Regions from separate parts of the Mus musculus genome. Here all the other regions are linked to region 3. Evidence: chromatin loops called from intact Hi-C (ENCODE). Cell type or tissue: left cerebral cortex. All regions are shown on one strand.

Region 1 (8,000 bases), 83 kb after region 3:
AGTGCCTTTACAAGCCTCGTTACAAAAACATCTTGCTTCGTTAATATGAGCTTATTGAGTTACTTCAACAGCACACTCCAGATAGTATGCTCCCTGCAGGTGGGGATTCAAGGAGCAATTAGACATGGCGCTTTCCCTCTTCTCCATGGATTTATTGTGGAACAAATAACAAAGACGCAATGTGGTCTGTGAATGCCAAGTAAATATGTACAATATGTTCTGGAAGCAGGAAGAAAAAAAAAGTGACTCTAATTAGGGCATTCTGAAAATCCCCTTTTTTTTTTTCAAAGAATTCAGGTGAATGCCAGAGCAGGGGGTTTGGATTTTTATTGTAAAGGCTCTGAAAGGCTATTGAAGTATTTTTAAACAAAGGACCAGCAAAGAATTATATATTTTTTAAGAGGTCATTCTGGTGGCAATTAGAGTAGGTAAGAAACTGAAGGTAAGACCTAAGGCAGACAAAGCATAATCTTTAAGATATTAAGGGCATTGAGGAGTCCATGACAAGGACCATTGAGGAGTCCATGACAAGGAGCATCCAGCTTTAAGGTGCCAAACTTGACGATCACTGCAGCATTTTGACGATCACCGCCACATTCCTCAGTCTTAGATCTATGCAACAGTGCATACTTTTTTTTTCAAAACTCCATCCTCTCTTTGTTCTGATTTGCTGCACTACAGTCTTTCTAAACAGTTTTATACATTTGAAACGTATTTCCATATCATACAGCTCACATAAAGGTCCCACACACACAGAAGTGAATATGGCCGTTGCAAGTCAATCCGTCTTCTACTATGAACATGGCTTTGTCACTCTTCCAACTCTGTCCTTTCCATCCCTGCATCCTCTGACCTCTACCCCTAAGTCATCACTGTTCCACTCTCTATTACCATAGATGTCTGTTTCGTACATTTGTATTATACGTTTTTTATATAACATATTTTAGTCATATTCTTTCCCCTGCTTCTACTCCTCCCAGGTCCTCTCCATCTTCTTACCCTTCACCCCAAATGTCACATTCTTTTATTTTTCTTTCATGATAATCCCACCATTAGAAGCTTCTAAAGAAAGAGTTGTATAGGTGTAAACAGTATCTGGGTACAGTTTTGGCTTTTGTTTTTAATAAAAATAAGTAAGAAATGCTCTATCTTTGTGTATGTGAAAAACAGAAGTCGTGAACAGGGTCTTAGAGAACATCTCTAGTTGAATAGAACCTATTGTCTACAACTGCGTGTTTGCTTCATTTTGACGGCCAGTGTGTTCCACTTTCTTCTGTAATGCAACAGATTGGATGCATTTTTCTCCAAAAAGTTACAATCATTGTACCCAAGGAAGTATGCCAAACACGGTTAAAAGAAGTATATTTATTGACTTCACTACTTCAGGACCAATACTCAATTGGAATATGAAAAAGACGCTTTCCTTAAAAAGTGTGTCGCAAGGCTGATGAGATAGCTCACTAGATTAAGGAGCTGGCTGCCCAGCTTCACATCTGAGCTCCATCCTCAGGGACTCAGACAACAGAATGAGAGAACTGCCTCATGCTGCCTTCTGACCTCCACATGTGCAACATGGCACATCAAGCGATAAATTAATGTGATAGAACCTTAAAAGTAAGTCTGAAGCACACATTTAAAATAGACCACATGATCATAATGATTGGTTAGGAACCATTCTTAAATGCTCTTTCAGAACCAATTTTGCTGTTGTTCAGTACACTATTATTACTGTGTGTAATTAAAGGGGTGCTCTGTCAGCTAGACTTTCCATTGCCTTCCAACTCTTATCTTTGCCATTCATTCCTCTTTGGATATAATCTCTCTAAATCCCATTTCATTGCCCCATGCCACCCCGTTCCCCTTTAGGTCTTTTGCCTTCCTAAATCAGATGAAAAACCTGATTGATCAAGTCCAGTTGCATCTGGACTTAGAAAGGTCCCCACACTTGACCATTACATTTGGTGTCACTGAAAAGCGTCTTCAGCACATCTTTATGCATAGCAGCCAGAGCTCTGTCTGACTCCCCTCAACCCCCAGATCCAGTAGGTACACACAAAAAGTTTTTCGTGACAGTTGCCTTACAAGTTCTGCCAGAGTTATCATTCTAGCTTACCAAGAGCACCCCCATCTACCTCCCAGTCCTTACCCGGGGCTTGTATGAAAGAGACTTTAAGTGGTACATTATGAATCATGTATTTAGTAGGAAGTGGAAACAAATTCATCATGATGCTTATCTTTCCTATATAGAGCTCCCAGCAGAATAAACCAATGGGCTTGTTTCCATTGCCTTATCTCGTCTGGAGCAGTAGAAATGAACACTTCTGACTTGCCAGTTTTTTTGCCAATATCTAAATATTTTTGTTCTATTGAATGTGACTAGATGTACAGACACACTTTTATTTTGTCTCACACATGAAAAGTGAAAGCATAAGGCATGCGATCCAACTCGTTTCTGATCCAAGTATTTTAATAGCAAATTACTAAATTTGGTTGTAGACAATAGGAGAGATAACCCACCATCATTTCAGAATTTATTCTACCAGTCTAGACACAGTAGCATGGTACATCTTGAATCGTATTTAAAATGAAAGGTTGGTTTTACAATGTTTGTTACCAGTTTTCAGCATGCTGGCCTGCTAAAAGAAAACAGATGTCTATGAGATAGTCCGGAGATTTAAGAAGAGAGGTCTAAAAACAAAAATTCAAGAAAAAGGAGACAGAAAAGGGTGTTGCAAAGTAGTGCCTGTGTCATTTGGCTCTAAAGATTATGAAATACCTGGCTACTTTATTCTACTTATTGTACACCTTTTGTTATTAATAGAGAAACGATGGTGACAGCAATTATATTAAAACTACAAATACTTCCTAGAAATAGAAGCAAACTTTATAATTTCCAAAGTAATACAGTAGGCACTATCCGATTCACTTTATTGCTTGCTACAAATTCTGGGCTTGAAAAACAACCTCATGCCAGGAAGAACTGTAACTATTTATTTAGTTCTGCGGACTCTGAATTATATAAAATGACAGTCACCAAATCCCCTCTGAATTTGTTTCAGAGATATTCTTGCTTCTTGTATTTGGAGCTGAGTATTCTTGGATTAGAAAATTCACTTCACCATGAATAAAATAACGAAGTCTCAACTAAAAATCCCAAGACCTCAATGTCGAGAAATTCTCTATTTTTAGTAAGTGGTACAGTGAATACTTCCTCTCTCCCTTCTCCTCCATCAGCAGGTGTCTCTGCCATTCCAGCAGACTGATAAAAGGAAAAGGAGGGGGCGAGGAGAAAGGAAATTGTCTAAGTCGTCGTCGGGTGGTGGAGGTGGGGATATTTTAACATGACGATTTAAAGTAATTTTTTAAACGTTCTTACCCAGAATTTATTACGAGGTTTATTATGGATTACTCAGCAGTTTGGATCTGTCCATCTGTAACTTATAAACGGAAGGGGACAAGGGATTAGAGGGAACGAAGGACGGCGGGGGGCGGGGAGAGCAAAATGTAGGCGCGTGGGCACGGAAGGGAGAGGCGGACTTGGCAGTCATGAGGGACCGCGGCTCAGAAATGGAAAGTGTGGCCTGGCCGTCCTGCCCTGGAGTGTGTGTGGGAGGGGAGCACGGTGTCGCATTGTCCTCTCCCGACCCTAAGCGCTTCTCCCGTAGGATGAGGCCAGGAGAGGACACGGGGAAAGAGTTAGTCATAAGGATGCTCAGGTGAGCGGTCTCCCAGTCTCCCCGGCGCTGGAGGCACTGGAGGAAAGATCAGGGGGCAGACATGACCCCGAGTCCGCTTCCTGAGCGCGAGTTTAAAGGTCAAAGGCCACCAGCTGGGTCAAAGGTCCCCGGCTCACCTGCCACTCCAGGTGAAGGGAAAGCCAGGGTTAGAATCCGTGTCACAGCCTTTACAAGGCCTGTCGCCCTCCCACCACAGCCCGCGACCAACATGGCGACCAGGCGCCCCCCAGCTCCCGCCCCGCGCCGTCTCCTCAGCGGTCCCCGCGCGTGACGCGGGGCCGCGGTCTGAGCCCCGGCCGGCGGACCCGCGGGAGCGGAGCGCGGCCGAGGGCGCGAGCCGGGCGCACGCAGGGGGTGGGCGGCGGAGCCTGGCGGCCAGCCCGGGGGCGCGCGCACACGCGCGGGCGCGCGACGGGCCGCGGGCGCGCGCGGGGGCGGGGGCGGCGCGGCGGCGGCGGTTGGAAGGAGCCCTCTCGCGGCCGCGGCAGCAGCAGCAGCGCCCGCCCCGGCTGCAGTCCGGCCGCCGCTGCCGCCGCCGCCACCGCCTCGCGCCTCAGCCGCCCGGCCAGACATGAGTGAGGCGGCTCGGGATCTCTCGCCCGGAGCGCCGCCGGCGGTAGCCGCGGCCGCCCCGGAGGAGAGGAAGGGGAAAGAACCGGAGCGCGAGAAGCTGCCGCCCATCGTGACGGCCGGCGCAGCCGCGGTAGGTGCGGCGGGGGCCGGGGGGCGCCCTGGGCGGTGGGTTGAAGGCGGCCTGGAGAGGGGACAACAGGGAAGTTGCGCCTCGAGGGCAACGGCCATCACTTGGGAACCGCGCCTTCCACGCTCGGGGAGTGGGGTCCGCTGCCTGATGCTGGGTGTTTGCTTGTTTTCGGGGGGTCTGGCTCCCGACTTTCTGCTGAGGGTCGGCATCCTCTGTTGGATGAGCATGGGTGCCAGTTGGGCGTCAGGGAGGTTTTCCCTGAGTGGGAGAACCTGCCTGTGGGCGCCAAGGCAGCGCTTCCCTTCGCTTTTGCGGTCCTTTCTCCCCTCGGGTTGAACAGTCTCAGAGAGGAGTTTCCTCCTAATTCTGACCTTTCCGTTGCTATCCGGGTAGTGGGAGGCAGTTGCCTCCCTGGATGCTTTTATTTTTTTCATACGGTACTGACGTGTGATTTGAAGGAGCGAGGCTTTTTCTTCTTTTAAAACTCGGCTATCCAAGCTTAATAAGCGTGGTAATTTCCCAGCTGGATTTTGCAAGGGTTAATTTGGAAGGCGCTCTCAGCCTTCAAACTCCATACTGCCAAATGATGTCATGGGACATCATCCCCTCTCTCCCTTCCCCCTGTTTGTACTTAGTGGTTGGGAGTCTGGTTGCTTTATGATTAACTTCTGGTTTTGACATTTTTATTTGACATAGTATTTAAATACTTTGGGCAAGTTTGCTTTCAAGTATTTAAAGATTATGACTTGTCAACGCATCTGTACGTGACAAAATAGTAAAAGTTTGGGGAATATTATACATTTAAAAAAATTTCTACTTGCAATTAGTTTCTAGAAGCCGCCCTCCTAAATGACTAGGAACTTACTAAAATAGCTCACTCTTCTTTATAAAGTATTAGTATCAGAATAATGTTATGATTTGGTAGGTTTTTCAAAAATGTCTGAAGCCTGTAATAACTGGAAATTGTTAAAGACAACTCTTTTATCATAAGTCAGCACAGCAGATTTGGACAGCAATGACACACATTTTAAAAGGATAACTACAACTGATTGGTAAATTGCAGCTGTAGTTAGGAATTACCTTGGGAGATGCTTTGAAGCAATTTGTCATTCATATTGTAGTCTGTTGGTGCACAGGGTTTTCACAGCTTTTTATGTAGGACTTCTTAATGCCAATGTAGTTTGTTTGTTTCAAGTCTGGGTATGTGTCTAGTGTGTGTATACGTGTGAGTATGGGTATATGTGTATGGAGGTCACATATACATGTGACCTGGTGTTGGTTGTCACCCCATGCTTTGGCAGTTTTTTCCTAAGGTGGTTATTAAGAGGGAAAATGTAACATCTGCTTTTAGAAGCAATGTTATGAGTTTAGTGTCTAACAGCAAGTACCTTTCCCCAAATTATTTATATATAGTGAAGAATATATTATATATAGCAAATAATGTCTATTATTTATCAATATTATTTACATATAATTTCAGTGGAACTGAAAGAAAGGTTTGGAACTTAACAGAAGCTGATACAGTGTGGCTGGAAGTCTAACATTTGTTATCTGAAGCACATAGGTCTTAGTAATTTCAAGTTTTTCAGATTTTAAGAAAGTAATCCTTTTAAGTATTACCACATGTAATAACTACAGTGAAGTCCTGGCCAATTTCCTGGCATCAGTAGTATCTAAAACTGTAGCCAATGTATTGTTTGTTCTGTTCAGTGGAATAAGGTTAAAAACTCTTACTTGCCTTATGGCATTTCAAGGCACATCCACATTTGTGCTACCAAGTGAATTGCAAAGACACTCTTTTTCAGGATGTAGACTAGTCAAAGAGCCTATAGTTTAAGAATTTTTAAAAAATCTTTGAACATGGAGGATAAAAACAGTTTGGAATAGAAAACTTGGGATTCTGAGGCAGTTTCTGGTGGTGCCTTAAAATTTCTTTTGACCTTGATACTGCTGTTGGATTTTTCAATGGAAATTTTAAGAGGAAAATGCAAGTATGTATTGCATATTTTTCAAGAGGATTTTCAGAGCTGAAATTTTGAGGCATCATGATAAAAAGCCTAAGGAAAAAAAATGCTGACATCTGAAGATGAGGAAAGCCAGGGCATCTGGGATGACCGGATTCTCCAGTAGAGTGGGGAAGACTTGATGGAATGTGGTGGAAAGAGAAAGACAGTTTATTGCCTCCTAGTTTATTTCTGAACTCTGTAGGGCTTAAGCAGAACTCAAGGTTTGTTTAGTATCCTAATTGACATCAGGAACTTTGGGGACCCTTTTAGTGATTCTTCCTTTTTGCCCAAATTAATAGCTCCACCCTTCCAACTTGAGTTTATATTTCAATTCAAGTGGCCCTGTAATCATGTGGGGTTTTTTCCCTCAGAAAATTAGTGTGTCATGGTTATGACGGTGTAGAAACAAGTAAGAGTGACAGCTCACGAAAATAAAGAAGAGGTCAGATTATGCTGATCCTAATAAGGCCAAAAAATATAAGCTATATTCTGAATGTTTAAAGAGGGGTGCCATGATGGGAGAGAGAATGGTAGAAACTGTAAATTCTGATACTACCTCTATGCCAAATTCCATTCAGAAGATTCCTGACACAGGTCTCAAACGAGACTGACTGTAGAGTTACTTTGGTAGGATGTTGGTCCTGACTCACATCCCACCCTAAGATACCAGTTTTCAATCTGATGCACAGTAAAAATCAACTGGGAAGCACTATGACGGCCTAAATGCAAGCTTTTTTGTTTGTTTGGTTTTTGGTTTTTCGGGACAGGGTTTCTCTGTATAGCCCTGGCTTCCTGGAACTCACTCTGTAGACCAGGCTGGCCTCGAACTCAGAAATCCACCTGCCTCTGCCTCCCAAGTGCTGGGATTAAAGGCGTGCGCCACCATGCCCGGCCCAAATGCAAGCTTTTTAAATCAGAATTTCTGAGACTGGAGACATATTTTTCTTTTAACTTCTTGGTAAAACTAAGAGTGAACACTGATGCTGTAATGTACTGAATTAAAAGCTATGAGCACAGCTCAGCAATCTGTGTTTTAAAACTACACCCTCATCCCAAATCTGCTTAGCAATAGCTGTCAAAGTGGTTCTATGAAAGATGGGGTGCAGGGGTTAGTGAAAGGGATGGCTGTTTAAGTGTCTCAGTGAGAGATGCTCAAGAGGCCCCAGGTGATGGAAATTAGACATACTGAATTCACTAAGGCTGGCAGATTGAAATGGAGACAAATATGTAAATTAGTGATTTAATACAAATATTAGAAAAACATGGTAAATAAAGGAGAAAATACACAAAGGAGAGACAGAATTAACTGTGGCAAGTAGGGACGAGTTTTATTGCTTCCTTCAGTATTTAATGGGCTGAATGGGAAAGAGAGGTTCTCACTGGAATTGACTATACCAAGGAATTAAATAGATTCAAAAAAGATAAATTTTATATAACTAGGGAGGTGAAATCAGTTTAAACTGTGTGTGTGTACATGCGTGAGTGTGCATGTATGTGTGTGTACATGTGTATTTTGCTGAGGATCAAACTCAGGGCTTTGTGCACATGCATTCT
Region 2 (8,000 bases), 68 kb after region 3:
TGTTTCAAGTCTCCCCTCACCTCTACTAGAGCAATCTCATAGATTCCTATAGCCTAACCAACATCATCTAAGACTCCATCTCTACTCAGGCCCTCCTCAGGCCAGTGTCCCAAGACCATCTGCATAGCTCCAACCTTTATCCTCTCATTTCCTTCACCAGCCTTGTACTGTTAGGGTTTTGGGAAGAGAGAAAAGAAAGAAAAAAAAAGTCTGAAAATAATCATTGCTAACACAATATTTTCTGAATAATTTAGGCATGAAGTCAATTGAATTCACAGGTGCGGATGCTCCGTAGACAAAAGCCGAGTGCATTTAAGGTAATTTAATGCTGGGACTCTCTTAGCTTGTGTACCTATAACCTGCACATAGGTCTGATGTATATTAACCCGTTTGGTCTCTTGGATGTATATAATTTAGGTTTTTAATGAAGCTAAAAAAAAAAATCCATTGAGTGCAGGTGGGTCTGCCACAGTTGCTTAAATAAATATTTATTTAACTGGCTGGCTCATTTCCTCCGGCCTGATCATTAATTATATTCATGTTAGAGCCTATTATACTTCTGTGTGAAGCTTTCTGATTGTCTCATGAGCACATTGTGCTGTTCTCAGAGGGCTATCAATTCTCTGGGGGGGGGGGGGTGTCAAAGCATTTGCTCTTTGCCACCCGAGGTTCAGTCTAATCCTCTCTAGCACAGATGAGTGGGCAGGGAGAGTGACGCTTTGGTTATGGCAGAGAGGGGTGGGGGTCTTTTGATGATGTTTCTCTAGCCAGTTGCTAAGCAGAAGGAAAGCAATCCCATCAAGCGAATGGCAGTCCACCTGGAAAGATGTGTTTGGTAGGAGGCAGGAGGGAGAATTAAAACGAGGCCAAGGGAAGTAGGAAGACCTACTCACACGGTGTGTAGTTACTTATTCCTTTAGAGCGTTTCTTTTTCATCCCTGCAAAGGCAGGGTCTGAAACCACCCGGGATGACTGACAGATATATATTACCACCCCCGTTGACTGTGTTGTTCTGTGAGAGGAAGACTCGGGAGAAAGGAAAGAGAGAAGTGGCAAGTAGAAACGGTGGTGTCTGGTCAGCAATAATCATGGTTGTGGTGCTGGGTTTGTTGGTTTGTTTGTTTGTTTGTTTAAGATTTATTTATTGTATAGGAGTACAGTGTAGCTGTCTTCAGACACACCAGAAGAGGGCATCAGATCCCATTACAGATGGTTGTGAGCCACCATGTGGTTGTCAGGAATTGAATTTAGGACCTCTGGAAGAGCAGTCAGTGCTCTTAACACTGAGTGATCCCTCCAGCTCCGGTGGTGCTGGTTGATTTAAGCCTAAACTCTGTCCGAGTTTCTGTGGGATAGAACTGTTTGTCTCTAACGCCAATATAAATGTATTCCTTGGCTTTGAAAAGAAATATACAAATAACTCTCAATGTGGTCAATCCATCTTAATTTCTGGGAAGCAAAAGAACAGAGGGAGGGAAGGAGGAGAGTGGAGGAGGGAGAGGGAGAGAAAAAGTGATTCAGTGTGTATGTGTAAGAGAGAGAGAGAGAGAGAGAGCGTGTGTGTGTGTGTGTGTGTGTGTGTGTGTGTGTGCGCGCGTTCTTTCTCAAGTCCCTTGGATGGTGCTGACACCATTGTTACTTCTTGAGAATAGACCTTTCCTAAGTCACCCACTCATGTTTTGAAACTTGCCAGGATTTGAAATAATTTGATGAGTTTTCAGGGCTAAAATTATCCTTGGAGGAAAAGTCCTACACACCACATATTCATACATACCCCGGAGAAGAGTCTAAAAATGCATTGTTTCATCATCCGTGCTGGTAGTCAGGGCTGGATAATTCATCTCTGCTCAATTAGGGAGCAGAAATCTGTATGCACCTCTCAACACGTCTGTCTCCATAGCCGCTCTGCCTGGAAACCACATCGGACACGATGTGTGTCCTCTCCCGCACTGCTGCGTACTGGTATATGGAGTGTCCTTTTCAGCTAAGAAAAAGGGAGACCTCCTCATCTGCTGCAGAGCTGGCTTGCCCAGAGGGGAAACCTGGGAGGAGAGAACGTGTTATACATCACAGTGTACCCTAAAGTTGTTTAGCAACCAACAAACAAGATGTTAAGTTTCCCACTTTAAAAAGTGGGGATTTGACTGGGCCTGGATTTATTCCTTTAAACCCAGCAAGGCAGCGGCAAGTGGACCTCTGTGACTTTGAGGCCAACCTGGAATACATTGCAAGTTCCAGGCCATTCAGGGATACACAGTAAGATTGCCTCGAAATAGATAGGCAGGCAGGCAGGCAGACAGACAGATAGACAGATAGATAGATCAGGTCCTGGGCCAGTGAAATGGCCCAGCTGATAAAGCATTTGCTGTGCAACCCCAGAACCCAAGTAAGGTGTAAGGAGAGAATCAACTCCGTAAAGTCGTCCGTCCTCTCACCTCCACATGCGTGAGGTGGCAATTTAAACAAACAAACAAACAGACAGACAAACAAACAATTTTTAAAGGGGTTTGTGATCTAGAAAACACACTCATTTCTTTTCATTTTCTTTAAGGAAACCCACAGGACAGGAAACACTGGTCCAAGTGAAACCTGTGGCTAGATCGTCCCCGCCAGCAACGACTCATCTCCTAAAATCACGCTGCTAATTTAACTAATGATTTTGCTTTGTCCTCAGCTGGTACATGGCTAAGTTACTTTAGAGAGAGGCAACATCTTAAAGACACTCCAGTTGCCTGGGTGAGCTACAGAACACTTTTACCTCTTCCTGAGTGTCCAAAGGAAAGAATGCTGGGGGCGATTTGGTGACCTTGGAGACCCATTTGATCTAAATGTACACACCTAGTCTTTTCACATCGCTAACTCCTTTTCCTCTTGTGGGAAAAGTGCCCTCCCTTCATCTTCCCCACCCGCCTACCCTGCCCACTTAATGCCCTCCCCTCGCCTGGGTCAAATAACACTAGTTATTTGAGCTGTAACTGGCACTGCCAGCTGCCTCTTCCTACCTGTGCTTGGGCTTTGGGAAGCATTGGTGAATGCTTCATCTTAGGGCTCTGCTCCACATAAGCTAATGAGGTACATAAAAAAAATAGTACATTTTAAAAATGTAAGATGTTTTTAAAAGTCGCCCCAAGACCGGGAGAACTGAGTGCTTCCTCAAAGTGCTCCTCCATCTTTCAACCTGCTGCTCTAGTTTCTTTATCACACTGTGCTGTGACAAAAGGAAGATTTGTTAGCCCATGAAATCAACAAGAGTCTTTATCCTCTGAGCATCTTCAGCACACCCTCGCTGGGAAACAATCAATTGACCTTCCTACCTAAAGGGAACCGAGTTTTATGCCTAATAACCTCAGGCTGCCACTAGAGGGCAATGTAGTCACTATTCACCACTATACACGCTATACCACTATACACCACTAAAGGGGTCCCGGGGGGTCACAAAAGCAGCTTTTTAAAAGAAAAAAAAATCTTATTTCTCATTCTTTGTGTATTTCACCATACTTTTAAAATATAGGTTCTATATTTAAGTTCAAAAAGACATTTCACTACATAAAAAGAACACTTTCAATAGAGGCTTGCCAGAGAATCAAAAAGCCTGTAGATTAATTCCTTGGCCTGGAGAGAAGAAATTGCCAGTGGATTGGGGGCTCTTCTGTATTGCCCTCTCTGATAACATCAGTAGAATTTCTTTAACACTTTTAAACTGTCCAAGGTCCCACATGTTTCTCCACTGTGTATATGAAAAACTCACATACACAAGACTAAGTACCCGTGAGTCCTAGGAGGATGGAATAAATTACAACTTTCAGTCTAGGAAGATTCTATGTATTTCTCGCTGAGGTGGGTCTTGAGGTATAGCTAGTTTGAAGAATACTTGCCATATGCTTAGCATATGCATAGGACATGAGTTTAGTCCCTACGACCACACAGACATCAACACACACACACACACACACACACACACACACACACAGAGTTTGCTTCTGAGGCATGGATTCAGAGCCACTAATGAGACAAAGGACAAAGGGTAGGTTTCTGGTGGGTCACCTTCTACCCCCCATTGTCATGATGTCAGATGAAACTTCTATACAAAGCCTTCACCCAGAGACCTTTGTTCAACCTTCCAAGAAAACAAAAACAAAAACAAAACAGAAAGCCACAAGCATTACTCTGTCAGTTTTACTCCCATGGTTCATTGCTTTGATCTTTCTGATAAGACCTAACACACAGCCTTGTACTGTATTTAATCTGCCTTAGGGCCCCGCCATGGTTGGAACCGCTAGAAGGCCAGGCATGTTTGCTCATATGTATAACCCAGAATCTCACATATAATACAATTTTGGTAGAACCTAACAGTCTCTTTCCTTATGGAAAAGGTTGGGATTGTATTTATTTTCCAGCAACTATAAATTTGAACCTTGTTTGGTGTCTGTCTGTCTGGTTTTTTAGTCTGTTTTGACTCCATCTGACTTAGCAGCTGTACTCACCACTTCTAAAAGTGGATTTGTATATGACTGAAGGACTTGATAAGCATTTAGAACTAACATCTAATTTAATTCACAGTCACATACTTATTTGCTGGCTTTAATTCTTTCCTCACCCTATTTTTAATAATGGTCCTTAAACGCTTTAACCTCCCTTCTCGCCCACCACCCACCAGAGGTTGTGGGAAAGATAGGTTATTAGGATACAGGGGAAGTGGACCTGTTTAGAAATGGTTCTTTGGAGCAAATCCCTTCTGCATTGTCAGGAAGTCAGCAGTTCCGTTCACCGGTCAGCTGTGGCAGCTTGATCCACTTGCAAACACTTCACGCACATACCAGCAGTCCGGTTCAGTAATGTCGTGATAGCAGCAGTGGTGGCATGACCTAGCAGAAACAGTCAGACCTTAGTCAAGTCGGCAGGAGTCAGCCGGTGGGACCAGGGCCAACAGGGATGCCAGGAGAAGTTCTTTGCTGTGCCTCTCTTAGCAAAGACGTGAGACCAAGAAGTGTTGCATAGATTGCTCTACAAGCAATCCCCTCCCACAGTCCAGAGTCCTATTTATATTCCCTCCAAACTTCATGTGTGCTCCACAGGTCTTGCCTCACATGTGTCTTGCCTCAGCACATTAGTCTTTCTTAGCAAACTTCCATGTGAGTCAGTAGTATCAGCTGACATCACTGCCCACTGACCTGGGTCCACAGAAGCAGCAAAAAGCCGCCAGCATACCGTTAGAGGTTTTTAGTGTGTTTCTTTCTATGGAGTCCTGACAAGTGGAGCTCAACAATGCATGTAAGGTGAACCAAGACGTGTGTGTCATTAGCAAAGAATCCTTCATCACGCGTCCTTTCACGTCCTGGCTTTAGCCGACCATCCTTTCACCTGTGTCTGCTTCAGGAAAACACTCCTTCACGTGTTTGCCTCAGAAAGACACCATCTGATACAAATGACTTTCCGAAGAAAGCAGCAGTGTCCCTTTTATTCTTTTATATTGCTCATAAAGCCATTTTTGTTTATTTATTTTTCATTCCCCCCCCCTTTTTTTTTATCATGGTTTCTCTAGGCAGCTCTGGCTGCCCTGGAACTTGTTATGCAGAACACGATGTCCTGGAACTCCCCGAGACCCACGTGCCTCTACCTCCCCAGTGCTAGGACGAAAAGCATATGCCCTGACGTCCTGGATTTATGTTCTGAATGATTTGGCCAACTTAACTGTATTTGCACAGTCAAAGAAGCTTATTATAATCTTTCTAACGAATTCAAGCATAAATAATTGCCAGCAGCTGAGTGTTGTTGTAATGCTGGCTGATATAATTCTACTCCTAATAATGTATTTGTTTATTCTGTAAATGTTCATTAAGTGCCTACTGGGAATCATGCTCCGCTCTTGGCATTGGGATAGGGTGAAAAAGGACTGTTGGTTGCTGCCCAGTGGTGTTGACATTCTAGCCAAGGTGAGAACAGAGAGACACACAGTGTGTCAGGAGTCGGTAAGCCTGCGCAGTATCACTTGACAATACGTGTGCGACTTAATGAAGGATTTTAGAAGTTTTAAAAATAAAGGCTGGAGAGATGGCTCAGTGGTTAAGAACACTGGATGTTCTTCCAGAGGACCAACTTTGATTCCCAGCACCCACACAACAGCTCACAGCTATTGGGGACCCCAGTTCCATAGGATCTGACACCCTCTTTTGTCCTCCAGAGGCACCAGGCATGGAAGTGGTATACAGACAGGTACACATTCATGCAAAACATCACACCACACACACACACACACACACACACACACACACACACACACACACACACACACACACACGAGAGAGAGAGAGAGAGAGAGAGAGAGAGAGGGAGAGAGAGAGGGAGGGAGGGAGAGGGAGAGGGAGAGAGAGAGAGAGAGACAGAGAGAGAGAGAGAGAGAGAGAGAGAGAGAGATTTTTTTAATGGTTTGTGTTTAACACAATTTCCAGTATCCTCTCCCCCATCACTTTGTTAGGGATACTGTGGATGGAGGTTCTCTCTCTACTCTGAACTCTGCTCTTGACTCTATTAATTTTTTTTTTTACCGTGGTATCGAATTTAGCACAAGACTAAGGAGATGACTCCATATGTAATACTTGCTGTACAGGCATAAATTCAAATCCCTAATGCCCACATACAAATCTAGGCACAGCTACACATGCCTGCAACCCTGGTGATGTGGGTTGCCGGGGCTCAAGGATCACTGATGCTTGTTGCCTGCCCGGCTAGCTCCAGGTTCAATGACAGACTCTATATCAAGAAATTAAGATGGAGAACAGTAGAGCAGGATACCCAACATCCTCTTCTGACTTCTGCATGTTCAGGAGTGTATGCAACAGCCCCCCCCATGTGCTCTCATGGCATGCACGTGCACAAACACACTCACACATACATACACACACACCCCACAGATATAAAAACAGGGCAGATTTAACAGCTTAAAACAGCAGTCATGTATGAGTTCATGATTCTGTTGGTTAGAAGCTGAGACACATCTGGTTAGATTCTCTACTGAGGGGTCCACAAGGCTGAGGTCAAGGATCAGCTGCCTGAGCTCTGTTGACAGAATACAACTCTTTACAGTTGCAAGGCTGATGTCCCTGCTAAGTCCCTTAGCTCATGTGTAGGGAAGAATATAGGAGCTGCTGGGTTTGTTTAAACTCTCTGCTCTGACTGTTGACTATTTGGGGTGACAGCTCCACTTTTACTGGGTAATGACTATTTAAGACCCATTTTCTCTACTTTGCCACATAAAAGGCATAAAATTGGTGTCATTGTTGCTGCGATGAAGTCATTTATGATGGAAAGGCAGAAAATGTATGATTTTTAGGTTTCAAGAGCATTTATCTTTGGCAGATATATAATAGACAAATGACTTAAGCTGTCAAAATACAATTCATTAAATGTGATTAGTTAAACTCTTGTTAACCTACATATTTTACTTAATAGTTCAGAGTACTGAGTTAATGAAACAAGTACCTTTGCTCTCTGAAAATGTGATTTCTCTAAATACGTGGCCCTGGGCTCACTACCAACTCATCTAGAATCACTTGTTAGGGCTTACGTCACACAAGGATTCCTGGGCCAACCCCCAAAGTTGATAACCAAAATAGGACTTTTTTTGGCTATATATAATAATAACAGCAATAAAGGCCATTTCTTATGAGGAAGGTGATGTAGTCAGTCAAGTTCTGTGGATCATGAATCACACAAGAAAACCCAGTCTTCTTTATTTTCTCTCTTGCTGCCATCAATGGCATCAACTTTATTCCACAGAGCTTATTCCCCGGAACCTCCACGCAGGGGCTAGGGTTGGGTGAAAGAGGGAGGAGGAGAGGGAGAGAGAGAAGAGCTTGTCCTCTCTCTCCCAAGTTCGCTATGCGAAGAAGCATTCTCCCTTAAAAGTTCTGAAAATACTTCCCTTGCCTTTGCTAACTTGAGTTGGGTTAAACCCCCAGCTTTAAATTAATCATTGTGGATAAAAGATGGACTTTCATTGA
Region 3 (8,000 bases):
CTCAACCATAAGTCCATTAGTGCATTGCTGGAGAGAATCGCTACTGTTGAAGAATGGTTGTCTTTGAGGAAAGAGTGCAGAGAGCTTACGAAAGATCTTCATGCTTATTGTCAAAGGGCCTTATGGTTTTCAACCCCTCTATCTCAGAGCCAGTTATGTGGGTACATTGGTGGTGCCTACTCTGTATTCCTCTGGATTATCTGAGTTAAGGTATACAAAAGTGTGCCACATCTCTGACTTTAAATATATATGCAACAGGAGTGGAAAGATGGCGCCAGAGTTGAGAGTGCACACTGCTCTTCCAGAGACCCTGATTCCAGTTCCAGCATCCACCTTTGTGTGGCTCAAGACCACCCGAATCTCCAGCTCCAGAGGACCCAGCACTCTCTCCCAGATTCCAGAGAACCCAGCACACTCTCCCAGACTCCATGGGTATTTCGCTTATATGCACAAATCCAAACTCAGGCACACACATAGACACATTATTAAAAATAAGAATTTTTAATCAAAAGCTACAATAATGTAAATGAGATGTCTGCTTCTCTGGCTTCACTGAGATGTAAACTACATCTATAATGACCTCATCTCTTTTCACTGTCACAGGGCCCATGATTAGAATAGTGACAGGCACATAATGTCATTTAGCACATAGTTTTTATCAAGAAAAAAAATCTACTTCTAAGTGGAGTTTTTAATTGAGAATTTCATATAATGAATTTAGATCATATTCACAACTCTTCCCCTTGACTCCTCCTAGATCTCCTCTCCTTCTTCTTTCTCAATTTTATATTAAGAATCTTTCTCGCCAGGCAGTGGTAGCGTATGCCTTTAATCCCAGCGCTCAGGAGGCAGAGGCAGGCGGATTTCTGAGTTCGAGGCCAGCCTGGTCTACAGAGTGAGTTCCAGGACAGCCAGAGCTACACAGAGAAACCCTGTCTCAAAAAACAAAACAAAACAAAACAAAACAACCTAAAAAACAAAACAACAAAAAAGAATCTTTCTCTGTGTGTCTCTCTATCTCTGTCTCTCTCTTTCTCCCTTTCTCCCTCTTTCCTTCTCTCCCTCTCCATTTTAATGGCACACTGATTCTAATTTGTGTTCTCCACATACTTCTTGGTGTGGTGCCATCCACTGGAGTGTGGTCTACTTACCTCTGAGGGGCCACACCCTTAGAGAAAACTGTCTCTTCCTACCCCAGAAAGCATCAGTCCTCTGTAGCTCCTCAGGGGTGGAGATTCATGAACTCCTTCCCAGTCAGAGCTGGAATGCTGACTGGCCTGATTGTGCACAGGTCTCCTGTCAGGTTTGAATGAGCGGCCATCCTGTCATGTCGAGAAGACGCTGCTCTGATCCAGTCCTCTGATGGGTGGATCGTTCAAGAAAATTCTATTTTAACAAATCTATCATTTCCATCCCTCTCAACACTCCCGGCTCTTTATTGTTGAACTGAAATTTAAAAAAAAAATCAAAATTACCAAATGATAAAGCCTTATGCCTCAAAGCAAGGGTTGTCTTAAGAAATCTGGATGCCAGTTAATAGTTAACTCATTCAAAATGTGAGCTCCCACCAAAGAACATTTGACCATGTCAAGGAGCAAACGAGGGGCATGTGCTGCATATGAAACAAGCTCAGAAGAGATAAAAATCGGTGTTTTCTCGGAGTGCAGTTGTTAGCATTGCCCCAGAGGCCCCTGGGATCCTTTTTCCTGGCTCTGACAGCCAGGGACTGTGGCGTCTCTCTCACTCTCTAATAGTTCCCCACAAAAACACCCTGGCAGGGTAACAACAGCTTGGTTCTGAGCTCTGTTGGGCAAATGGAAAATAGACAGGGAACAATGGCATCTGAGAACAAAAATCTAAACCATAAACATGGCTGAACGATGGACTGGAAATATTATTAGGATGGGAATGAATAGATAATTATAAAATTTCAGACAATGTGTCACTGTGTGAAGAAGCCAACATACAAAATAAACCAGATATGTGTGGAGTAGAACTAGGCTTTGTGGCCAGAGGCCAGGGTGTACATCTTTCTCTGACATTGACCCTGGGCTTCTTATCTGCTTCTCACAGACCCAGATTCCTCATTTATCAAATTGATAAACCATAAGTACAGTGTTGTTATGAAGAGGACATGAGAGCACTCAGTTAAGAAATAGCTACCTGGGCTGGTGAGATGGCTCAGTGGGTAAGAGCACCCAACTGCTCTTCCGAAGGTCAGGAGTTCAAATCCCAGCAACCACATGGTGGCTCACAACCACCCATAACAAGATCTGACTCCCTCTTCTGGAGTGTATGAAGACAGCTACAGTGTACTTACATATAATCAATAAATAAATCTTTAAAAAAAAAAAAAAAGAAATAGCTACCATCTTTTAGCTTTTATGATATACATATGCTGTTTCAAATAATAAAAAATTATAAAATAACATACAAGTGAAAATTATTGATACTTATTGGACAAAGGCTCTGGATTGCTTTGTATGTTACTTAAGGGAAGTCCATAATATGAATGATTCAAAATCAAAACCAATAATAGTTGGGCATTAAATCTAAATCAGCTGCTGTGTGCATTTCCCCAAATGTGTGAGTGTGCATTTCTTCCAAATGCCCATAACTGGTAAGAGCTACTAGCTCTCCTCTCTCCGTGGTCAGAGTTCTTCTATTTCTTGTAATTGAGTGGAGAACCTGAAGGAGACCTCAAGCCTTCAGTCTGTGTCTCCAGTCATGGGAGTAAGGTGACAAACGTAGAGGTTTTCCTGGGAGTGTCCCCGCTCTAACACTTTAAAATCCAAGAACACTTTCAGTCCCATGCATGCTGGGGTTGGACACCTCCACTTCAAGCCAGTGACGATCCCTAACCTTGGTAGAATTTGACACTACCATTTGGCCCTTGTGAGCTTTACTGTGCTCCTATGGGAAAGGGAGGGGGCAGAGGGAGAGAGGAGGAGACTAGGAAAGAAACGGTACAGTCAAGAAGTCTGACCTCAGCTGGAGTCCCAAGAAAATGCAGAAAAACTGGGAAGCAGTTATAGACGTGAAATTGCACCACACATCTCCCCAATCCTGTCCTGCAGGGGGCGCAGTCAACCCGCAATAGTTCTATTGCCTTTAGAGGCAAACAGGAGGAAGCACCTTGAGGGTGTAGAAACAAGGGTTGCGATATAGCTAGGGAATGGGGTATGCAAGAATGAGGTATTTACACTTCAGAGGCCAGCCTGAAGGTCCTTGTAACCCCAGCTGCAGTGAGCACCCCACCCTGCTCGGACTAAACTGTCTTATCCCTTTTACTTGGCCAGTCTCCCTCCTTTCCCTTGGAAAGAATAAGAGGCATCACTCCAGCAATCAATCACTAGCAGACCTGCATCCTTGGGAGGAAGAACTGTGAAAAGCTGCTAAAGGCTGTGCCCAGGCCTCCATGAAACTCCATAGTGCCCCTGTCAAATGGCTGCATCCATGGGAGGGCCTGGAGCCTCTGGGTCACCTGCTGGCATGAGTGGGGAGCTGATTGCTGATTGCAACTCCATGCTGATTGCGATGCATTTGTTCCATTTGAAACACTCTGCAAAAAGCACAGCTTCTAAATGAGAGAACTTTGTGTGGGCACAGGAACATTGAGGGCAAGATTCCAAAACCCCCAGGTGAGTTGGCCTTCTTTCTCTGCAACAATGACCTACAGCAAGAAGAACGATGGTATCCTGCAGCCTTTGGTAATCTAGGAACTTCAGAGTTCCCCTTGTCTGTATATCTCTGCTGAGAATCAAAAACTATAGAAACTGGCATCAGAGCCAAAAACCAATACTATGAATCATTCCGGTGTGGCCTCTGGACAATCCACTTGAAATCTAGACCTTGGTTACATCAGCATGTCAGAGTTAGAGGTTTGTGAGCTGCCAGATATGTGTGCTGAGAACCAAACACTGGTCAGTTTCAAGAGCAGCAAGTGTTCTTAACTGTTGAGCCATCTCTCCAGCCCTCCCCCATATCTTCCTTAAACATGTGAATTTTAGTAGCTATTCTCAAAGAGTGAGTTTTTATATTTCCTTAGTAGCTTTTTTTATTAAACTAAAACTAGCACACACACACACAACTACAAATCATGACTGTCATGAAAGGCACATACCTGAGGGACAAACAGAGGGACCACAAGTCAGAATGGGAGCAGAGCCCAGGCAGTGGCACTCTCTGAAGTTTTCTTCACAACTTAAAAGGAAGCATCGTCTGTGGAGAAAAATAGGCCTGGCAAGTTTGTACCACATATAACAAAGGATGTGTTTGAAAAGCCCACAGCCAACGCCATACTGAATTGGGGGTGGTAGGTGGGTGATAGTGTGAATGAACGTATTTCTTCTAAATCCAGGAATGAAACAGACTGTCCTTGGTCAACAGTATCATTCACTAGAGTACTTCAAGTTTTAGCCATGATAATGAGACAAAACTAAAAGTATACAAATAGGATGGAAGAAGTTATATTTGCAAATGACATGATTCTATACTTAGAAAGCCCTAAAGACACTGTGGGAGTTGAGGCATGGCTCAGTGGTAGAGTGCTTGCCTGCATTCATGAGGCCCTGGGTTCCACTTCTTTTTTTTTTTTATTAGGTATTTTCCTCGTTTACATTTTCAATGCTATCCCAAAGGTCCCCCATACCCACCCCCCCAATCCCCTACCCACCCACTCCCCCTTTTTGGCCCTGGCATTCCCCTGTACTGGGGCATATAAAGTTTGCAAGTCCAATGGGCCTCTCTTTGCAGTGATGGCCGACTAGGCCATCTTTTGATACATATGCAGCTAAAGACAAGAGCTCCCGGGTACTGGTTAGTTCATATTGTTGTTCCACCTATAGGGTTGCAGATCCCTTTAGCTCCTTGGGTAATTTCTCTAGCTCCTCCATTGGGGGCCGTGTGACCCATCCAATAGCTGACTGTGATCCATAACACACTACATTAAAAGACTTTTAGAGCTGATAGGCAGGAGACAAAGCCAACATAACGACCTCAGAGGCTCCTTTCTATACCAGTAACAACCCTTCAAAACAAAAATAGTCACATTAATGATAGTCACATCCTCAAAGAGGAAAGGATCCGTAGGAATGCACAGAACCAAGGCAGTGACAGATCTCTACAACTCTACCACAAAACAATGAAGAATGAAACTGAAAATAAAACCAAAAGGTGGAGAGATTTCCTATGTTCATGGAACGTCAGGTTTGCTCTGGTAAAAGACCATACTGTGTCCTGTCTCCAGTGATCTACAGATTTGCTGTAATCACCATCAAACACTACCAATGACTTTCTACCCAGAGACAGAAGTAGCAATCCAAACATTTACACAAAAGTACAAAAGACTTTAAGTTGCTCAAACAGTCAAAAAGAGAAAGGGGACAGGGAGAGGGGGGAAGCAATGCTTGAAGTATCACAAAACCCAATTCCAAATTATCCCATAGAGCCACTGTAACAAAGCAGCTTGGTGTTGACTGAGATGCATGTATGTGTGGACTGAGGGAATGAACAGGGTACCACGAGGGCTAATTTTCATCATCAAGTTGACCAGACTTAGAGTCACCTAGGAAACAAATCACTATGTCTGTGAGGTTGTTTAACTGAAGTCCATGGGCTAGGGTCCTAGACTCAATAAAACAAACAACAAACAAACAAATTATCTAAAGAACAGAACGAGCATACCAACATTCCCATTCTACTGTGGGGCTGCTGAGATGGCTCAGTGGGTAAAGGCACTTTCCTCTAAACATGAAGACCTGAGTTCTGTCTTCCTTGACCCATCTTGTGAATGAGAGAACTGATTCCTGTAAGCTGTCTGCTGATCACCACACACATGTAACTTGTGCACACACACACACACACACACACACACACACACACACACACACTCGCCAAAGAGTAAAACAAATAATAAAAATGTTCTTGATGCTTTGTGTTGGTCTCTTGGCTGGGATTTCAGCATTACCGTGTCTTCCAGGTAGTGACGTTGTGTACTTCAGACTATGAGTTCAAAATAAAACCCCTTTGCTGATGTGTTTTTGTATTCTGAGCTTTAAGGGAGCTTATATAGGATATTTGCTTTCTTGTGTGCCTGCCCTATTATTGGTCAGATGTAGTCCGGTGATGTGCGCAGCTCCTACCCATTCTCATTGTTTTATGGGATCCCCAAGTTTGAATTTTTAATGTCATTTTTTACTTACATAAAGTAGGCTATGGAGCTAGGAGACATAGCTATGCATTCTCCTGGTAACAAATCAATCCTGGTGGGAGACGATCTAATGCAGCCATGTTGCCTGGAGTCTCCCACTAGATAGTACTTGGTCTTAGGAAGACTGGAGTCCTATCCAGATTATTCATTGCTCTACTCAAGTGAAAATACGAGCTGTTTTCTCTTTCTGAAGGAAAAAAAAAAACAACGAATGACCTCTTCCCTGCCTTCCTTCAAATGGAGTCTCTGAAAGAAAAGTCTGGCACCATTTTCCCTAGAAGCGGCTCTCTCCAAAGCCTCATCAGGACACATATTGTTCATCTCAGCAAATGATGTTCGCTGACTCTCAGGACCAGTAACCCTGGTTGCAATTTGTATCATAATTTCTGGAAGACAACATTCTAATTTTCATCAAACAAGCAGACAGTAATTTACCCCCCAGGGCCAGCCTGGCAAACCTTGCTTCAATAGTCCTGGGATATTGACTCTCACCACAGTCTCTCCCAACACCTATAGATGCCCTTCTTGATGCCCTGTCACTTGGGATGCAGATAACAGACGTGTGGGCATTATTTTCCACCTAATGCTGCCTGATGCCTGAGTTTTTCCTATCAGACTCGGAGAAGCAGCTCAGCTCAACACAATCAATGAAGCCTTTCCTCTGCTCCTTCAGAAATACTGTGGCGTACTGAAGGGATCAGTGAGGGTCAGATATGTCCTCATCCCCGTATGGTCAGTCCTGCCTCCTACTACATTTTCCCCCTATATTTAGAGGCTGGAAAAAAATTTTTTAATATATAGAACTAACTTTTTAAGCTTGAACATTTCCAAGCTGTGACCTTTAAATTGCCATAGATTAAAGGTTCCAAGTACAAAGAGTTCATATTGTCAAAACTCCCCTTTTTTTCCCCATATTCTCCTGACTTGTCACTTAGACTAGCTGCCACCCAAGGCCTGTGACAAGCACACAATTCTCTCTCTCTACCATCACTTCTCATCCTACAGCCTCTGTGGACACAGGACCAAAGTCCCTAGATTCATCAGACGGTAGCTGGATCAAAATATCACTGAGTCTGAGGTTTTGAGACATGAATCGCATAAAAACTGCATTTAAGGAGAAGTAGACATCAGAACTATCATTTTCCCTTTTATACATAAAGGAACTCCAGCTCTGCCATCACCTCTCCAATGTTCAAAAGCAGAATTGAATACATGTTTTGAAAGCAACGGGAGTCCAAAACAAATGATGTAAAATGTACATGTGAGACTAGGCCAAGACATATTCTAATAAAACTAGGACACAGTTTGATTAGAAGAATCAAAGAGAATATAATTACTATCTAGAGTTTCCTCACCCATTGGGGATTTTAGCTTTTAGATAACAAGATAGGAAGCTCTGCTCTGTTGACAGTCCTTGTTCTCGTTTTCAGGAGTAAAACTGTCTTTATGTTTCACTGATAGTGGTTATTTGCCATCACCCCACCCCACCCCACCCCCAGGTGAAAGACAAGGAAGTGGACACTGTTGATAGCTCTAATCTTCACATTCCTACCCAAGATCAAAATTCTAACCATTGGGTGCACATGGGACCTCACAGAGCCTGGGAGTCCTGATGGTGTAAATGCTGGCATCCCAAGGCTGGCCTTTCAGTCCCCACCATGTGTTTGACATAATTTAACTCCTAACAACTCCTTTTCTTAAAAAATATCTGATGGGGTATGGGTTAGATAATGCATGATGTGGTATTGGTTAGATGTAAGTCGATTCTCTTTACACATGTCCAGTATTT
Region 4 (8,000 bases), 440 kb after region 3:
TTGTTTGTTTTTGGTTTTGTTTGTTTTTTTCGAGACAGGGTTCCTCTGTGCAGCCCTGGCTGTCCTGGAACTCACTTTGTAGACCAGGCTGGCCTCGAACTCAGAAATCTGCCTGCCTCTGCCTCCCGAGTGCTGAAATAAAGGCCTGAGCCACCACGCCATGACATCTGTCTCAAACCAGGTATGCCTGTAATCCTAGCACCCAGGAGGTCGAGGTAGGAGTAATAGTAAATAAGGGCCAGCCTCAGCTACACAGTGTGGTGGAGGCTATCCTGGACTATATAACACTTTATCTCAAACATGTGTGTGTGTGTGTGTGTGTGTAAGTACAGTGAATTGGAGGTTGGAGGCTATCCTGGACTACATGACACTTTGTGTCACACACACACACACACACACACACACACACATATGTATATTCATGTATATGTATGTACATATAATAAAATATTTCTTTCAAATTAAGTAAAAAAAATGAATAAATATAAAAGAAGATATGCAAGAAAAGGCTTTGTAACTTATGACTGGCTCTTTTTAAATGTTCTATTAGGCAGGGCAGTGGTGGCGCTCGCCTTTAATCCCAGTACTCGGGAGGCAGAGGCAGGCAGATTTCTGAGTTCGAGGCCAGCCTGGTCTACAGAGTGAGTTCCAGGACAGCCAGGGCTATACAGAGAAACCCTGTCTCGAAAAAAACAAAACAAAACAAAAAAAAGTTTAAATGTTCTACTAATAAAAGTTTTGAGACCCAGTCACAGGAGCAAGGATTCTGAGAGTCTGTCCGGTCCACACTGGAGAGCAGAGCAGGAACTCTGGGGGATTCCCATCCCAGGGGAGAGCGCAGTCCTCCTATGTTGGGTGTGGTTTCCAGTATGTCTGACCCTCTTCAGTGCTTAACTAACTCCTGCGAAGAGGATGCTGTACAAAGTAGAAGGCATGAGACAAAAAGTTACAGAAAGCTGCGCATCCCTGAATCTCGGGAGGGTATCATAAACTCCCACGAAGAGATGGACTGCACAGAAGGCCAGAAGGGAAGACCTCTGCCTGAGCTTACTCTGGAGGAAGTCCCAGAAATCACCGGCACATCCTCAAAAAAACAAAACAATGTTAGCGTACAAGCGATTCAGCCTCGGCCTGAGGTCAGAAGAGACCTAGCAATTGCTTAAGTCATGGCCTGCTGCTGTGGTTGCCAGGCTAGCTCTTTCCCTCCCTGCCCCACCCTCTCTATCGTGGGCAGCTCCTTGCTCATTCTCTGCGTGTGCCCTCTTTTTCTCCCTCTCCCCCTTTTCTCTGCCCTCATGGCTCTGCTCCCATCTGTCTGTCTGTCTACATGTCCACTTGTCTGCCTCTATCCCTTCTCCAGGTCCTCGCTCCTCTCTCCTTCCCCCAGGTCTGTTGCATGGTGTTATTATTTTAGGGCACACTTTGGCATGGGCCCACCAAAGGTATCCCCCAGCCTCTTATATTTCATAACAACCATTCGTCACAAAACTGCAGCTATATTCATGTTAGCCAAGATCCAGAACCAATAACCTAGGTGCTCATGAAGAAAATATAAGATATACACACACTAACTTTATTCAGCAATTTAAAAAAAAAAAAAATAGCGGGGCTGATAAGATGGCTCAGTGGGTAAGAGTACCCGACTGCTCTTCCGAAGGTCCGCAGTTCAAATCCCAGCAACCACATGGTGGCTCACAACGATCCGTAACGAGATCTGATGCCCTCTTCTGGAGTGTCTGAAGACAGCTACAATGTACTTACATATAAATAAATAACTCTTAAAAAAAATAGCTAGGTGTTGTAGCATATGCCTTTAATTCCAGCACTTGGAGGCAGAGGCAGGGAGATCTCTGGGAGTTCCAGGCTAGCCTCGTCTACAGAGATAGTCCTGGGCTTTGTTACACTATCTCGACAAAAATAATATAGTGATGATGATGATGATAGTCCGGCTTCAGACCAGGGACAAGGAACTAAGGTGTTTATGTCCTTGTCCTCACTAAAATATGCACCTCAGTCCCTTGTCCCCCGGCAGGAAACCAAACAGTCTACATAATGAGTTCCCAGCCAGGCCAACCAGCACTACATAGTGACTAGCAAGTAGGAAAGCCTGAGAAGGGTACACGCTGGCAAGCTGACAGGAACAGATGCAGAAGTGCAGCTGGGAGGCTGGAGAGATGGCTCAGCTGTTAAGAGCACCAACTGCTCTTCTGAAGGTCCTGAGTTCAAATCCCAGCAACCACATGGTGGCTCACAACCATCTGTAATGAAATCTGACTCCCTCTTCTGGAGTGTCTGAAGATGGCTACAGAGTATTCACATAAATAAATAAATCTTTGAAAAAAAAAAAAAGAAAGAAGTGCAGCTGGGTAACAAGACTAACTCTTAGGATTTTTCCATCACAATAGGCTATTGTTAAAAAGAAAAAAAAGCTTATATATTTAAAAATAACTCATGGAAAAGATTTTGAATTTTCCCAAAACAAAGAACTAAGAAATGTCTGAGGAAGTATATATGCCAATCACCACACTGTCATTATAACTTGTTACATAAACATACGAAAATATGCCCCATAAACATGGACAGTTGCTGAGCATCAATTAAAAAAATTAAAATGGGGGGGGAGGGCTGGAGAGATGGCTCAGTGGTTAAGAGCACCGACTGCTCTTCTGAAGGTCCTGAGTTCAAATCCCAGCAACCACATGGTGGCTCACAACCATCTGTAATGGGATCTGATGTCCTCTTCTGGTGTGTCTGAAGACAGCTACAGTGTACTTACATATAATAAATAAATAATAAATTAAAAATAAATAAAAATTCATTTTAAAAAAAGATGTCTCTATTTCATCTTACACCTGCACTGCCTGCCTGTGTGGACTTGCATCACGTGCCTGTTCGGTGCCCTCAAAGGTCAGCAAAGGCAGCTACAGACGGTTCTGAGCTACCATTTGGGTCTCTCCACTAGTACAAGTGCTCTTAACCAGTGGGCCATCTCTCCAGTCCCCAGTTAGTGAAATGCTCAGTAGGTAAAGGTGGCTGACGCCAAGTCTGACAACCGGAGAAGGGTCCCCAGACTGCAAATGGTGGAGAGACCTGAATCCCGCAGGCTGTTTTCTGACATCTTCATATGCACCCGTGGCCTGAGTGTGTGTGCACGAGCACACATGCACATGAGTGCACATACATTCAATTGTAGTGTAAGGATAATAATAATGCCTCCTGAAGAGCACAGGGGTCCTGGGGAACCAAAGGGGAGGAAGCCCACCTCTTCCTGGGCACTGGGATGGTACTAAGTATTCTAAGGAGAAAAAAAATCTGTTACAAGTGCTGTTGGTGCTAATAAAATACCCTTTACACTTATGTTATAAGCACACCTTCTGCTGTTCATTTTCCTGTAAATAAGCACAGGAATTGGAGATAAAGCAGCTGATAAAGCTCTTCCTTGCTGCCTTAGATGCTTTGAGCAAAAGGGTTTTCAGTAAAACAGCCAGGTGGGCTGTAAAATGAATTATATATTCTAGCTAGCCTGTATAAAAGACAGGAAATCAAATTGGGGACCAAGGTTTACAGAGCAAAGGCTGTGCTCCTCTTTGGGCAACTAGATCTTGGGGGTACAGATTTGAGCCTTTGAGTACATAGCAGAACCAGACCAGCCGCCAACAATGGGCTACCCTTGTGGCAGCACTAGCCATTTTTGAATACTCTTCAGATGCCTTGAAACAACAATGCAAAAAAATTTTTGTTTTGTTTTGTTTTGTTTTTTGGAGACAGGGTTTCTAGTGTAGCCCTGGCTGTCCTGGAATTCACTCTGTAGACCAGGCTGGCCTCCTACTCAGAAATCCACCTGCCTCTGCCTCCCAAGAGCTGGGATTAAACTCATGCGCCACCACTGCCCGGCAGATTTTTTTTAAAAGATGTATTATTTATTATATGTAAGTACACTGTAGCTGTCTTCAGACACACCAGAAGAGGGCATCAGATCTCATTACAGATGGTTGTGAGCCACTATGTGGTTGCTGGGAATTGAACTCAGGACCTCTGGAAGAGCAGTTGGTACCCTTAACCACTGAGTCACCTCTCTAGCCCCGGTAACTCGAGTTCTAAGGGATCTAACAGCTTTTTCTGGACTTCATGGGCACTGTGGGCACCAAAATGATGTGCTCAAAATCCACACATAGACACACAAACATATACACATAAATAAAACTAAATCTCAAGGGCTGGAGAGCTGACTCAGCAGTACTGAGCAGTACAGAGAACCATTACACGTAATTACAGTATTGATCAGTACACATCATTACAGATAATAACATAAAATTTAAGAACAAAATAAATCTTTAAAAAATAGAATGAAAGAAAGCAAGAGAGGGAGAGAGAATGAGATATAGAGAGAAGGAAAGAGAAAGAAAGAAAGAAAGAAAGAAAGAAAGAAAGAAAGAAAGAAAGAAAGAAAGAAAGAAAGAAAGAAAGAGGGAGGGAGGAAGGAAGGAAGGAAGGAAGAAAGAAAGAAAGAAAGAAAGAAAGAAGGAAAGAAAGAAAGAAAGAAAGAAAGAAAGAAAGAAAGAAAGGAAGGAAGAAAGGAGAGAGGGAGGGAGGGAGGGAGGGAGGAAGGAAGGAAGGAAGGAAGGAAGGAAGGAAGGAAGGAAGGAAGGAAGGAAGGAAGGAAGGAAATCAAGCCAGCCTCCATGAAGCCAATTCCACTTTGGCCACAAGGGGCGCACTTTCTCTGGTTGCGGGTCTGTATGACTGATGCTGAGTCAAAGCTGTGATTGGCTTCCTCCTCTGAGCAAGCTAATTAGATGGCTGGAGATACTCTTTTGGGCCACCTCGTTGGTGCTTGAGATATCAAGCCCACTCACGTGGTGGTCTTTTCTTGACCCCTGAAAAAGCCTCAGAGACAGTTCCTTGCCCTGAGTTCCCAAAGATCCCAATTGTCTTCTATTGTCAGTTTCCTAGCCAGGCTACCTAAAGTCATCTGCTCGACAGCGGACCCTGGTGGCTTCAGGCCAGCGCACTAGCTGTACCTGTGGGACTCAGTTCTCTCCTTCCATGGTGTGGATTGCAGCGGTGGAACTCAAGCTGTCAAACTTATAGGCAAGAGCTTTTACCTTCTCAAGCCATCTTGCCTACCCATAGGTTGCGGATCTTCACTAGGCTTTCTAGGAGCATAAAAATGCATCTGAGATGCTGATTGCATATCCACATATTGACTTTGATCACATGAACTACAGGATTAAAGAGAGGACGATCCGAAACATCCTCTGCTCCCTAGATTCTATTATTACCATTTTTCAGGGTGCTCCAGACTTTACATTTTGTTTTGCCCCCCCTCCCCTGCCCACGTTTTTTAATTGAGAGCATTCAGTGCTTCCAGTGGTTCTAGGAAGAGATTAAATTAGAGAAGTAAGGAAATTAGGTGCCTCTGCATTCTTCTTGGTATTTCACCCTGTAGCACTGCCTAGGAACACTTCCACGTCTCCACAGCGCATGACCAACCGCTAATTTTGACATCTCACCCTTCTAGGATCTCACCAAGTTCCCCACATCGTAACAATAGATGAGCAAGGCCCCTAGTCCTGTTTTGACTTCGAGAAGAATCATCATCATTGTAACCATTGTGCCCGAGAACAAAGGAACATATGGATCAAAGCTTTTGAGTTTTCAGTCCCATCACATGACCACCCAGCTCAAAGGCAGCTACTGTCCACTGAAGGACTGGTGGGATCCGCAGCTTCTGGGCTTTCAAAGGGAGTTCCTATGGTTACCTAGAGACAGCACCCTCGCTGCAACATCCGCATTGTTGGGGGCTGTGTTGCCAACATTCCTTCTGCGAGGCTGTATTTAGCCACTTCAAGCTGTAGCCCTTGGTGACAGCATCTTTCCTCTCACAGATCCTTTCGTCCCCCCTGCTCATCTATGTCCTTTTGGTTTCCCTTTCCAACCTGAGAATCAGCTTGCCTAATTGGATCCGAAAATCCTACTGGTGTTGAAATTGTTATAACATTTAAATGTATACACTGATCTTAAATGTTAATGTATCTTATGTAATAATGGCAATCTATAGGTTTTTATTTGAATCGTTAGTCTCTAGCCCCGACGTATTTCTTTTGTTTTTCATGTAGCTTTCCTATATAGTTCCTGTTAGATTCACGCTCCTTTTACCCTGTGCTGTGATTTATTTGTTTTATTTATTTATTTATTTATGTATTTATTTATGTATTTATTTATGTATTTATTTATTTGGTTTTCGAGACAGGGTTTCTCTGTATAGCCCTGGCTGTCCTGGAACTCACTCTGTAGACCAGGCTGGCCTCGAACTCAGAAATCCACCTGCCTCTGCCTCCTGAGTGCTGGGATTAAAGGCGTGCGCCACCACGCCCGGCGTGCTGTGATTTATTAACAGCCATTTCTATTACACTTCTTACTTTTTGCTGTCTCTATATGATGACCCCACCTTCCTTCCTTCCTTCCTTCCTTCCTTCCTTCCTTCCTCCCTCCCCCCCTTTTTCCTTCTTCCTTTCTTTCCCCTGTACAGTGCTGAGGATGAAGCGCAGAGTGTGCACGCGAAGCACTTGCTTGGTTTGCCTCTGAGCCACGGCCTCAGCATTGATGATTTTAGGATGATTGATTGAAGTAGGCTTCTTGTTGAGAGAGAGAGACAGAGACAGACACAGAGGCAGAGAGAGGAGAAGGAGGAGGGGTTTGGGATGCTTTTATGGCTGCTTTTATATTTTAAAAAGGGGAGAATTTTGAATGTGATGAGCCAAGAGGTCACAGGGGGGACAAAACTCCGAGTAAGTTCATCAAAGCCTTGCAGCTGGAAGCACTGGTCAAGAACTAAAGAGACCGTTCTTTGAAGTTATAAGAAAGCTGTGGGGCTGGGAGGTCAGCTGTGGTCCCCAAGGCTCTAAGGCCATTTATGAACTCACCTCTCCTTTCAAGTCTTCATGTTGAAGACTCCCCTCCACGACTTCTCCAACCCTTCCAACACCCCCATGCTCTCCATACCCCCCTCCCTACCCCCATCTCTGTGCTTTTACATCGGGGATGTGAGTGCTGGCCAGTTCTGCAACATCCCCTTCTCTCTCTCTCTCTCTCTCTCTCTCCCTCTCTCTCCCTCTCTCTCCCTCTCTCTCTGTCTCTCTCTCTCTCCCTCTCCCTCCCTCCCCCCCTCCCCTCCCCCTCCCTCCCCCTCCCCCTCTCTCCCCCTCCCCCCCCCTCTCCTCCTGTTTCTGGTGCTGGAGAGTAAAACCTGGTCTTTACACATTTCAAACATACACTCTACCACTGAGCCACACCCTGACCCTCATATTCATTCATTCATTCATTCATTCATTCATTCACTGTTCTAAACTGAGAAGAGTTGCCAATGATTGATTATCTTGTATAATCTTTTTCCGAGGGAGATCTCCCTTTTGATGTCTACATTGACATCCGAAAGAAAAGAAGCTTTAGCTATATACTTATCTACACGTGCAACGAGTCAGGCTCTGTGCCCTTCCTGAGCATCCCTCTTAAGTCTCTCCACGGCACTGTGGTGAAAGTACTGTTATGGCCATCTCTGTTTCACAAGCAGAAAGATGAGACTCGGAAAGGGGGGGAGTGAATTGCCCAAGGTTACCCAGCTGCAAGACCCCAATCTGAACCCACGTGTGTTGGTTTCTATTGCACACATTGCTACTTAGATTTACCTATAATATTTCATGGCAGCAGAAGGGAAAAATGCCAAAACCTCCTCTTGGCGACTCTGAAATACTCTTCCGTTCTTACATTTCTTTGTACGGCAGCTGTAGGAACTAGCCACTTCAATTGTGCACTGTGGTGGCTGGGTGACCGAGTGTGGGGTAGCTAGCTGACCCTGTTAGCCAGCTGCATCTTACCAGCAGCATCTTCACACTTCCCATAACCCCATACTTTGCTTGGGCCATTACAAGTGGCTGTACCTGTAGAGAAGCTAGAACGGCCATTCCTGTCTAACACGGCATCCTGAAATGAGCAATGTC

Evidence for each region. Hi-C counts contacts between places; a loop is a spot of excess contacts. Peaks named below come from ENCODE experiments on the same cell type or tissue, not always from the same donor. Only the 100,000 strongest peaks of a DNase experiment are listed, where the experiment ranks them.
Region 1: a loop joins it to region 3, with 6 times the contacts of the local background. A loop is called at or near these places in 10 of 42 quality-filtered maps.
Region 2: a loop joins it to region 3, with 5 times the contacts of the local background. A loop is called at or near these places in 12 of 42 quality-filtered maps.
Region 4: a loop joins it to region 3, with 4 times the contacts of the local background. A loop is called at or near these places in 2 of 42 quality-filtered maps.

The regions. Positions count from the first base shown.
Region 1 is chr19:36,550,476-36,558,475 of GRCm38, forward strand. Hectd2 (HECT domain E3 ubiquitin protein ligase 2) reads left to right here and starts at 4,164. Exons shown (of 21, transcript NM_172637.3): 1 at 4,164-4,440. The coding sequence starts at 4,309. It overlaps Gm41838 (a long non-coding RNA gene), which reads right to left and starts at 3,564. Exons shown (of 2, transcript XR_877830.3): 1 at 3,377-3,564; 2 at 2,450-3,259. In left cerebral cortex, a CTCF peak has its summit at 4,356; DNase peaks (open chromatin) are centred at 2,420, 2,554, 3,310, 3,562 and 3 more places; H3K4me3 peaks cover 2,882 bases; H3K27ac peaks cover 1,967 bases.
Region 2 is chr19:36,535,369-36,543,368 of GRCm38, forward strand. Gm32143 (a long non-coding RNA gene) reads right to left here and starts at 3,433. Exons shown (of 3, transcript XR_386676.3): 1 at 3,003-3,433; 2 at 1,775-2,042. In left cerebral cortex, CTCF peaks have their summits at 1,186 (motif pointing right) and 3,379 (motif pointing right); DNase peaks (open chromatin) are centred at 1,750, 2,192 and 3,362.
Region 3 is chr19:36,467,217-36,475,216 of GRCm38, forward strand. No RefSeq gene overlaps it. Among named protein-coding and RNA genes, the nearest start is that of Pcgf5, 61 kb to the left of the region's middle. In left cerebral cortex, a CTCF peak has its summit at 3,070 (motif pointing right); DNase peaks (open chromatin) are centred at 3,067, 3,643, 3,973 and 4,304.
Region 4 is chr19:36,905,114-36,913,113 of GRCm38, forward strand. No RefSeq gene overlaps it. Among named protein-coding and RNA genes, the nearest start is that of Fgfbp3, 10 kb to the right of the region's middle. In left cerebral cortex, CTCF peaks have their summits at 1,731 (motif pointing left), 4,745 and 4,948; DNase peaks (open chromatin) are centred at 4,760, 4,963 and 5,771; H3K27ac peaks cover 1,205 bases.